Regions from separate parts of the Homo sapiens genome. Here region 1 is linked to region 2. Evidence: read pairs that join two places in POLR2A ChIA-PET (ENCODE). Cell type or tissue: IMR-90. All regions are shown on one strand. Each heading gives the region's core, and the rest is flanking DNA. Links, peaks and the distances in the headings are about the cores only. Region 1 overlaps TAOK3 (TAO kinase 3). Region 2 overlaps TAOK3 (TAO kinase 3).

Region 1 (5,388 bases), core at 113-5,112, 140 kb before region 2:
TACTTGTCAGTAACCTCATTCAAAAGCACAATGTTGAAAGTGATACTAAGGGGGAAAAGCACAAAGCCAGGCCTCTTTTAGGCTTATGTTGAAGAAGTAGGCTCATAAACAAATTTTAGGAAGACTAATATCTTTGTCAGTTTGCAAGTAAATTTAAAATATGCATTTCATCATTTATTTATCTAGTTATTGAAAAACTAATTTCTAAATTCCTTTTCCCTGTTCACCTTTGGACCTCTTTGTGACTTGTTAGCGCCTCTACTAGAAGATGTTAAAGAACGAGTAAAACCAAAATAAATGAATAAATAAATATAGTATTGCCACCAACTATGAGAAGGCAAGGTTTCAACAATGACTTGATTTTTTATTATACTGGACTTTCACTTTCCCATGATCTTGCTCTTACTTTTATGTCATTTTAGTCATTTTCATTTGAGCTGGGGTCCATAAAACACAACAGAATTCATAATATATTTTTAAAAATTAAATATTTTATGATATTCCAGTGTCCTCATTTATACACTACTGTTGGCATTAGGCTTTAAAATAATATAGTGGGTAGAATTGTAGTACTTGGTAATATACATTAAAAAATCCATACCCATAGTTAGATTGTTCAAAATGGGACATGGAACCATACAACACCATACCTTTTCCCTTCCATTTTTTTTCCCCTCCCTAAAAGCCACTAGATACAAATACCATTGAACTCTGGTAAACTACCATCAATCCCAATCATGACTCCCAAAGCACTACATTTAGAGAGGGCACCCCACAAAAACAACTTATTTTGTGGCTAAAGCAACAGCATATCAGCTACTCTGTTTGTAACTTAATATAGGAGCAGGGGCCTTTTAGCAAATCAAAACTTCATTAGAGAGACTGGTTGCAGCTGTTCTCTGGATGGGCACTAGGAAGCCTGTACGATTCAGAGGGTTCCTGAGGACACTGCCCATAGCCCTGAGGTGGCATAGTAGGGAAGCAGCTTTTATCATCCACAGAGAAGAAGACTGTGATGGCTGATATACACACAGAGTAGCCCTGGGTGAGTTCACAGATGCGAGCATGAGATTATTCTGGCATGGCTGTAGTAATCTCTTGCTGGGAGGTAGGAGAGGTCATGAATATATGATGTGGGAATGAGGGTGTGGCAAGAGAGAAAAAAGAACCTGTCCCAGAGGGGGAAAGCCACTTGGTATAATGTCTGCTTCACATGTAAAACCACTGATGGTACTCGGTTGCTCAGAGCTTGTTATCATTTCCCCACTCATTTCAACATGAACGGGTCTGGATAAAGGTCCAAGTCTCACAAGAGTCGATGGTAAGTAGTCATAGTTCTCTAAAGCACCGTATTTCTTCTTTTGTCAGATATCATGGCATGAAGACAATGACTATTTGGTAATCTTATGATGCTTTATCTAGACTCAAAAGCACATTTTTAGGTGCCTAACAATCATTAGCAAATACATAGTGGACATTTTAAGATCTCCATTACATAGTGTAGCATTCCTTTAAAATGAAAAATTGCTCATCAAAGAGATCACAAGAAACTTCTACATAAAGGAACTTTAAAGTGGGCTTATTTATAAGCAGTTTAAATTAAATTGCTTGCTTTTAGACAGCAGCAGGCACAGCAATATGTACGTGCTTTAACTTCCATTTTTCCTTGCATTTGGGTTTTTAAAGGTTATAATCCATTATAATTTTCAAAGATAATCGAAGCCTTTAAAAGACTTGAGAAATAGAAGTAGAAATCAGGTTTAAAAAATAGGACAAGAAAAATGATCATTTCTGGGTCGGCCTTGGATGATGTCATCATAGGTTCTAAATGTAATAGCCAAGCAGTGTACACTAACTCTTCCTGCCCATGTGACCTCTAACATTAATTTGGGCAAAACAACTAATATTTCAATAATTTTTTGGCTGAGAAGTGAGATTCAGAAGCAAAAGATTAAAGAGAGTTTAGAGTGCCAAGGATGAAACGATGTGAGTGTGTGTGTGTGTGTGTGTGAGTGTGAGCGCGCACGCGCACGCGTGGGGGCCGAGGGGAGGAGGCATGAAAACTAACTCTTCCAGCACACACCCCTTTTGCTACTACAAGGGCATCCAGCAATCACATTTGCAATAGTAAAAATGCTGAAGAATCCTACAGTCTCTTTTCTTCCACAATCAGCCCTATCCTCTCCTACAAAGCCCTTCTTGCTTTATTGGTGCCAGGAAATTCTTCAGGGGTTAAATGGGGAAGTGCAGCCACTACCATTGTTGCAATAAATAAATGAATGAACCAGAAGGAACCAGCAATCCGTCCCTGGGAAACAAGTATCTTATTTTCTACAATTATATACATTATCCAGCAACCATATATTCTTTAAAATTATATTTTATCTTTTGATGTGTGTGTATACATTATAGACACATATGCATCTATACAAAAAGCAGCACAGTGCCGTGCATACATATACATCAATACCTTAAAAAAATTTAGCATTATTTATTTCAATGAAAAGACAAATAGCTTTTAAAAAATTGGACAGGCTAGCAACTTCATCTCAAAGGCCTTATATTTTGCACATACAGCATATACAAACACACACAGACACAGACACACACACACACACACACACACACACACACACACACACACAAAGGTTTTTTTTTTTTTCCATGCCATACACAATGCTAAAATATCTGAAATCAGGTTGCTATGCCAACAGATTTTTTTCCTAAAATGAATAAAATTATTAGGAGAGAGAAAACATTCTTGACTCCTTTCCTCCCATCCATGAAGCCGAGACAGGCTCAGGGAGGGCGAGAGGCTGCCAGATGGGGAGGAGGGGAAGGAAGGGAAGGTGGGTAGAGGGGTGTTTGCTTACCAAAGATGCTGATTTGATCGTGGCAAAGCGCTCTCTGTTCCGGTAGTGGAGGGCCTGGCTCTGAACTGACTGGGTAGGCCGCGGCTCAGGCCTGGGATCGCCGTGGCCCGCCTCATCCCTTATGAATACATGATCCTGCAGAAATGGATAAAAACAAGGAGAAAGTCCAGCTGTGCTCTTTCCTCGCCGGCTGCCTCTCTCTCACCCCTCTTTCTGCACAAGCACTGCTGTTTGAAATGCATAGTTTAGCTCTCTGCTAGTCCCCGCAGCTCCCACGGTACAAAATGAATAAGCAACACATTGCAGCCTTCAGTTAGGAATGTCAGCTGATCGCTAGTGGGATGCCTTCTGAATCCCTGGCAGGCTTTTTCTTTACCTCCAGAATTACATATATGCAAAAGAAAAAAAGAATAGAAAAAATAATGCAATGTACAGACTCCTTAGAACAGTTTGCTTAAAACGCTGTAACCAGATAATTCCTTTAAAAATGTCATGTCCATGTCTAGCAAGGAGGATGCTGGTGGCTTTTAACATAAAAGCGAGCCTCCGCCTCATTCCCTTGAAAGATCTGCTTTCTCAATTTAATTTTATTTGAGATCTGTTCGGTAGGATCATCGTTCTGCCTAGAACCAATGTAGGCTTGTGCTGAACTGCCTCTCTATCTTGTGCTGGGAAGATTCGGCAGTCACTGAGGGATCCTGCTTTCCAGTCATGATCGTACACAGTTCTAGCACCTTCTCTCTACAGCTTCTGAAAGGATTTTTTTTTAGATTTAAAGCGACAGGCGTACAATTTTAACCAAATGATACGTTCACAAATTCTTCTTCAACTCAGCATCGGTATGGTCACCAGAGTGAGTAAAGCTGGAATTTAATGTCCTTGACTGATTTAATCAAGCCCATGCTTCTTGATAGGCAAAGATAATTAATCTTGTTCTAACGTCCAGTGAAAAAATAGCATTCCCTGGAAGGATAATAATGGATGTTTCTTAAATGCAACTGAAATGACTTTTAAAGGGGAAAATGCTTTCAAAGGATGATGTTCCTCTCTATAAAGATGAAGTAGTGGTCAGTCATTAAGTGGCTATAACCCTTTAGAAAAAAGGACGCTATAGTAATTTGTACCTCAAAAACATGTACAACCATGGGGGATTTTAAAATAGTACATGTTCAGGGTGGAAAAGGAGAAATTAATTCCTTATTTCCCTAGGGTTTTAGGAAAACCATTTGTGAGAAGTCAGTATTGCATTTTATCCATGACCACTTGAAATTTTTTATAATGGCTTTTTTCTTCATCAGGAAACAAAAATTAAAGAAGTTTAGAAAATACAAAATTTTATTATAGTCCAAAATTTGGGGAGAAATTAAATTTTACATCCAGATTTTTATGTAAAAGCCAAGACCCAAGATTAAATTGGGCTGATTTTCTTTTTCCTTTTATACATTTAAAATGCTTTGATGTATTGGGAAGGTATCTACCATTACACCTATATGGAGAATTGTTTTAAATTTATGTATTATAGCTCAAATAATGAAGGGATCTTTAATAAACTTGCCATTGAGGGCATATATATCAAATTCACGTATATTCTGCAGCTGCGCTGTCCAGCAAGATAGTGACCAGCCACATATGACTATTTTAATTAAAAATTAAATTCAATTAAAATTAATTAAAACAAAATTAAGTGCAAAATTGAGTTCCTGAGTCATAATGGCTATGTTTCAAGCACTTAGTAGCCATAGTTAGTGGTGCCATATTGGTGGCTTATAAAACTTGTAAGTTTTTAAAACTTATAAGAAAATATTTGAAAGGTCAGTTAAAATTATTCTACATGATTTCTCGCGAAATTTGAACTCCTGTTTTACAGGGAAGAGCGAGAACGTGTGTAATTGGGATTCATTCACTAGGCTTAAGGTTCTAAAGAGGAAGGCACTGGGACCTGCTACCATTTACATTACTGCATATTTGCTAATAAATTTATGTACAAAATTCAACTTAATATTACAGTGCCAGAAAAGCAAGCAGCTCTTAAATGCCAGTAATCAAAAGAGATATGCTAGGTAGAGGCCTGTGATTTTATAGGAGGCTTTAACAAGTCGTAGTTTTGGTGAATATTAATTGGCTAACTTACCAAGTACATTGATAGAGGGGGAGACCCCAAATACATGGGCAACAGTTCAGTTTCACATTGTAATAACTTGATTTATAAGGATAACCAATGACACTAGAATCCACATTCTCCACAGGGCAGACCAAAACAAAATTTATTCATGTACAAATATGTGCAATTTTATTTAGTCTGTTTTATCTCTGATAAAAATTAACTCCTTAGAAACACGGTTTAGGGCTCTGCTTCTCCAATTAAAAGCCACAATGTATTTTCTAAGTTTACTAAACTTGAGGAAGTTGAAGTACACCGGAAAAATTAAAACTTGAAATGACATTGATTTTAGTTGACACATATGTAATTAAGTAACTCAAGTATATTTTTAAAATAATGCTATTTTTATAGTCC
Region 2 (5,388 bases), core at 100-5,099:
GCCTCCCGAGTAGCTGGGATTACAGCCACCCGCCACCACGCCTGGCTAATTTTTGTATTTTTAGTAGAGATGGGATTTCACCATGTTGGCCAGGCTGGTCTCGAACTCCTGACCTCTAGTGATCCTTGGCCTCCCAAAGTGTTGGGATTACAGGCATGAGCCACTGCGCCTGGCCTAACAAATACTTATTGAGTTCTTAAAATGACCAGAGTTTGTGCTAGGTAGTAGACAGAAATACGACTAATACAAACGTTACTTTCAGGGAGCTTGCAGTCTATAGAACAAATGTATTAAAGAAACGTACATTTAATTAATTTAATCCTCTACCCCAACTTACATGGCGATGGAGAACATAATCTTACTGTTCTCTCAAGCTCAAAACTCAACAACTAGAGTATAGCAAACTGTATTTTACTATTAAAAAAACAAAAACCACAGTTATTTCAGAAATTCACAGTAATGGTAACATTTTATGCTAATTATTTCCTCTGGGATATGAGTTACAATTTTTCTTCAAGTGGAAGTGGGATCTCTTACTAAAGAATTCATTTTGCCAGTCCCAAATTTAAAATCTAACCAAATAATTGAAACTTTCCACTTGTATAAAGAAGTGCAGTGTTAATCAAGATAACAAGTGGATATTTTGGCATGAGGGATTTATAATGGTTTTTAAATCTGAAAGAAATATGAAAGTAAGTAACTATTTTGCCTGTAATTCTATTCATTCATTCGGCAAATCTATTATGTGCCAGGCTTCATGACAGGTAGCAAAGATATTATCTTGAACATGTTAAGGTCTCTGTCCTCAAAGAGATTGCATCTAGTGAGAAAGCAAGCCTGAAATGCAGGCAATAACAGAATAATGTAGCACACTTAAAGGGTATTTAACCCAGTCTCTTAGGGAAAGGAAGTAAAGAAGTACTAGAGAAGCCAAAAGATATTTGAGGAAGGGGGGCAGTTAATGCAAAAGCCTAGAGACACAGTTCATGACTAATAAACACAACTGACAGACTGGATAAGAGAATATAGATGTTTGGACCTTTAAACTCGCTTTAAACTCTACATGATGTTTCCTGAAAGAAAAGGCATGATAGCCCATTCTACTAGGAATAGTGACTTGGTTGCTAGAGTTTGGATTATTTTCTCCAGAATTAACATGAGAACACACCAGGATTTGTGTCCTGAAGGATACGAATTGCAAAGCAATTCAAACTGATTATCAAACTTTTAAAATCCAACAAAATGTCAAAAATATTATATCCATTTCAGAGTCTAATTAGGAAAGATAAAATGGAGAAAAGGAATAATTTATTAAAATTAATATTAAACATCTGTCAAAACCATCATGAGAAAAAGGACTATATTCTGTATCAAGAGTTATCTTCCATATGTCCCATACTTATGGGGGGGTTGGAAGAGCAAGATTTTTATATCAAAATATAAAGCTTGTTATATTCTATGACTTTGGTTTTTTCTAGGAAGGTCATTCTCTGTGCCCTCTTCTTAAAATGGAAAGTAACATTCAATTAACTACTGCAAAGCTAAATAAAAACAAGGGACATGGAACACAAATACTCCCTTAATTCTGATTATTTCATATATAGATCCATGATAACTTCTGATATAATAGTGGTAAAAACTTAAGATTTGCATAAAGATTTGTATATAGCCACTTCCGCCAGGACTCAGAAATGAAACTCTGGTATAACCAAAAACATAAGGTAGAGCATTGGTTATTTGCCTTTTAAGTTTCAAAAATAATGACAAGAGAATGATAATATACCATCAATCTTTCCATTCAGTCAGAACTCTGTATCAACAACAACCCCAAAAATATGTGGATATCTTCAATATTTTGGAGGAAAAATACATCAGGGGTTCAATGATGCATGCTTTCTAGAAAATAATGACAGAAGTCCTAAAATCTGAACTCTCATTTCCTGTCTTCTTTTTTCACAATTTATTTATATCTAGAGATGTGAGGATGAGAAACAAAATAGAACCCTCACTATAAAAAGTCAAAGTGACAGATGAGAAAATAAAAGTTAAGATTACATTCAAGTCTATAAATAAAATTGTTTCAAAGTTGTTTGCTTAAGTTATATTAGAACAGTGAGGTCTGATAGGTCTTTACGTCTTTTGTCTGTAACAATAGTTGTGTTTTTATATATGCCAATATAAATATATCTATTGGTGGTAGAAACAAAAGTCCCATTTCTAAGCGAGTTTTAAAATATGCCAGAGCAGCTTTGTATATTTTTAGATAGTGTTCAGATTCCTGACCCAAACTACATTATCATAACTCAGGCCTCAGGCACTCTCCAGATGGTTAAGATATGGTGTAAGTGTATGTGCGTGTCTGGCTGCAGTTGATAGTTGGGCAAAGAGGAAACTATCACAAAGAGGAAGTATACTGAATGGCAGCTCCTTTAGGTTACAAAAGAAGATAGCTGCTAATAAAACTTTAAATGTGTTGATTGATAAAAAACGAGAAGAAAAAGAAACCAAGAAAAAAAAATTCAAAAAAAGAGGTAAAGAGGAAAGGGAAAAGAAAAAGAAAGAAGGAAAGAAGAAAGAGGAGGACAAAAAAAAAAAAAGGTAGAAAGAGCCAGAAAGGGGCAGAAGGTTAAAAAGGCAATCTCAGTGAACGATGATCCTTTGGTTTGACAGTACCCATTTATCTTTATGAGGTTCATAAGTCTGAAACTGCCATAAACTGTGTGAAAATGTGGGACATCTGTTTCCTTTGGTATGAAGAACAAGAATATGGAATTTATCTCATCTATGCCCAACTGCCACCTACCAAAAGAAAAACAAGTAACACAAAACTCTAGATTATGGCATACACAGGTCTGCAGTCTCGTTTTATATTAGAAGGCAGAAATTCTAGAACAACATATACTACATATGATTAGTATTTTTAAACAGTGACTAATTACTAGAGAAAATAAATGTAATTTGGAATTCAATTCCATTTCCTCTAGAACAAGGTCTGTAATACTTAACCTTTGATTACTGAATTGACTTAGAGAGGGAATGAATGTAAGAGGCATACAGCATGGAGTCCCAGAAAATGCTAACACCAGGCTGAATTAAGAAGTAAGGAGCCAGGTTCTGCCCCCAGCTGCACCATTTGCCAACCCTGTGACTTTGGGCCCACTGCTTACTCTAAAATGAGAATAATGGCTAGGCATGGTGGCTCGCACCTGTAATCCCAGCACTTTGGGAGGCCGAGGTAGGTGGATCGCTTGAGGCCAGAAGTTCGAGACCAGCCTGGCCAACATGATGAAACCCAGTTTCTACTAAAAATACAAAAATTAGCCGGGCATGGTGGCACATGCCTGTAATCCCAGCTACTTGGGGGGCTGAGGCAGAAGAATCATTTGAACTGGGGAGGTGGAGGTTGCAGTGATCCAAGAACATACCACTGCACTCCAGCCTGGGCAACAGAACGAGACTCTTATCTCAAAAAAAAAAAAAAAAAAAAAAAGAATAATATCTGACTTTACAGTAGTCTTAAGGATGAAATTTAAAAATGCATGTAAAAGTGCTTTATAAATTGCTATAAATATATTATTAGTATTAATAAATAAAAGCATTTTGAAACCTATGAAGGTAAAGTATGATTATCACATTACAAATACATGAATTTTTTTTTTTTTTTTTGAGATGGAGTCTTGCTCTGTCACCCAGGCTCGAGTGCAATGGCACGATCTCAGCTCACTGCAACCTCCGCCTCCTGGGTTCAAGCAATTCTCCTGCCTCAGTCCCCTGAGTAGCTGGGATTACACGTGTGCATCACCATGCCCTACTAATTTTTGTTTTTAGTAAAGGAGGGGTTTCGCCATATTGGCGAGGTTGGTCTCGACCGCCTGACCTCAGGTGATCCTTCCACCTTGGCCTCCCACAGTGCTGGGATTACAGGTGTGAGCCACCACGCCCAGATATAAATTTGTTTTTAACACCTATGATACCTATGAATAGGACAGAAAATTAGGAAGTATTTCTAGAGTTTATACTAATTGTTTCTTTCTTAAGAAAGACAGATAGTCTTTATGTATTTTCTTCTCCTTATCCACCTCCACCCTTCCCCCAACCCCCACCCACATCCACTTTCCAGCCTTCAGTTTCCATTACATTATTTTTTTGTACTTAAATATAAAGCTATCTTTTCTCAGATACTCTTGTTCCACTTTTGTTTTTCATTAATAAGCCTATCCTGAAGCTTCTCTCTTTTCTCAGTCTTTTATTTTTTTAAAGAATTCACTGTTTTCTAAAAGTACAACTACAGAAATCTTTTTCTTATTTTTGCAGGCCAATGGACATCTCCATGGCACCTATATCTTGTACTTCTTTTTTATTATGAGGCTATAGCTAGATAAAAATAAATAAAGAAGATTAAATCTTTATTTTGCTGCATTCTTTCCTTAGGATACACAGAAAGAAGCCATGTTACTGTCCTGCTGTTCATTAAGTCAATTAGCCATTCCCGACTGCGGGATGACATAATTTTCCATAAACAGTCTCTTACGCAATGGTGTGGGTTGGTGGTGTAGAAGTAGATCACATAATCAACTTAAAGCAGTTCCTTTATTTAAATTAACCATTTGAAATCATGTGAGACCTTATCTCTTAAAAATATAGATACTCGAGTAGCTATATTAATATCAGATAAAGTGGACTTCAGAGAAAAGAAAATTACCAGCAAGAAAAAGAGACATCACATAGTGATAAAAGAACGAATCTACCAAGGTGACATAGTAATTTTAAATGTACATGCACCAAACAACAGTTTCAACACACACACACACACACACAGATAGAGCTAAAAGAGAAAATAGACAAATCTATAGTTATGCTTGGGGGCTTGAACACTCCACTCTCAGCAATTGATAGAATTACTAGACAGAAAATTAACAAAGACAAAAGAATTGAACAGTGCTATCAACCAACAGGATCTAACTGATATTTAATAAACACTCCTTCCAACAACAGTAGAATATACATTCTTCTCAAGTGCCATGGAATATTCACCAAAATAAAGCAGATTCTGGGTCAGAAAAGTAACTCCAACAAATCTAAAACAACTAAAAATCATACTGAATATGTCTTCTGATCATAATGAAATCAAACTAGAAATCATTAACAGAAAGACAACAGGAAAGTCTTCAAACATTTGGAAATTAACACATTTCTAAACAATGCATGAGTTAAAAAAGAAGTTTCAAAGGAAATAAGAACGATGCATAGATCTGAATGGAAGTGAAAATACAGCATATCAAAATTTGTGCAATGCAACTAAAGCAATGCCAAGAGGGAAATGCATACTATTAAATGCTTACATTAGGAGAGAGAAATGGCCTCAGATTAATAACCTAAGTTTCTACC

What was found. Peaks named below come from ENCODE experiments on the same cell type or tissue, not always from the same donor. Only the 100,000 strongest peaks of a DNase experiment are listed, where the experiment ranks them.
Region 1: POLR2A ChIA-PET joins it to region 2 with 20 read pairs; 5 of 35 experiments call an interaction of 5 or more read pairs at or near these places.

The regions. Positions count from the first base shown.
Region 1 is chr12:118,186,934-118,192,321 of GRCh38, forward strand. TAOK3 (TAO kinase 3) reads right to left here. Exons shown (of 21, transcript NM_016281.4): 14 at 2,874-3,008. Among named protein-coding and RNA genes, the nearest start is that of PEBP1, 54 kb to the left of the region's middle. RefSeq lists a silencer at 3,431-3,725. In IMR-90, for the core only: no CTCF peak of the experiment used is centred there; DNase peaks (open chromatin) are centred at 1,958 and 3,128; H3K4me3 peaks cover 1,678 bases; H3K27ac peaks cover 2,333 bases.
Region 2 is chr12:118,328,179-118,333,566 of GRCh38, forward strand. The region is part of intron 1 of TAOK3 (TAO kinase 3); the gene reads right to left. Among named protein-coding and RNA genes, the nearest start is that of TAOK3, 42 kb to the right of the region's middle. In IMR-90, for the core only: no CTCF peak of the experiment used is centred there; a DNase peak (open chromatin) is centred at 2,343; H3K27ac peaks cover 1,676 bases.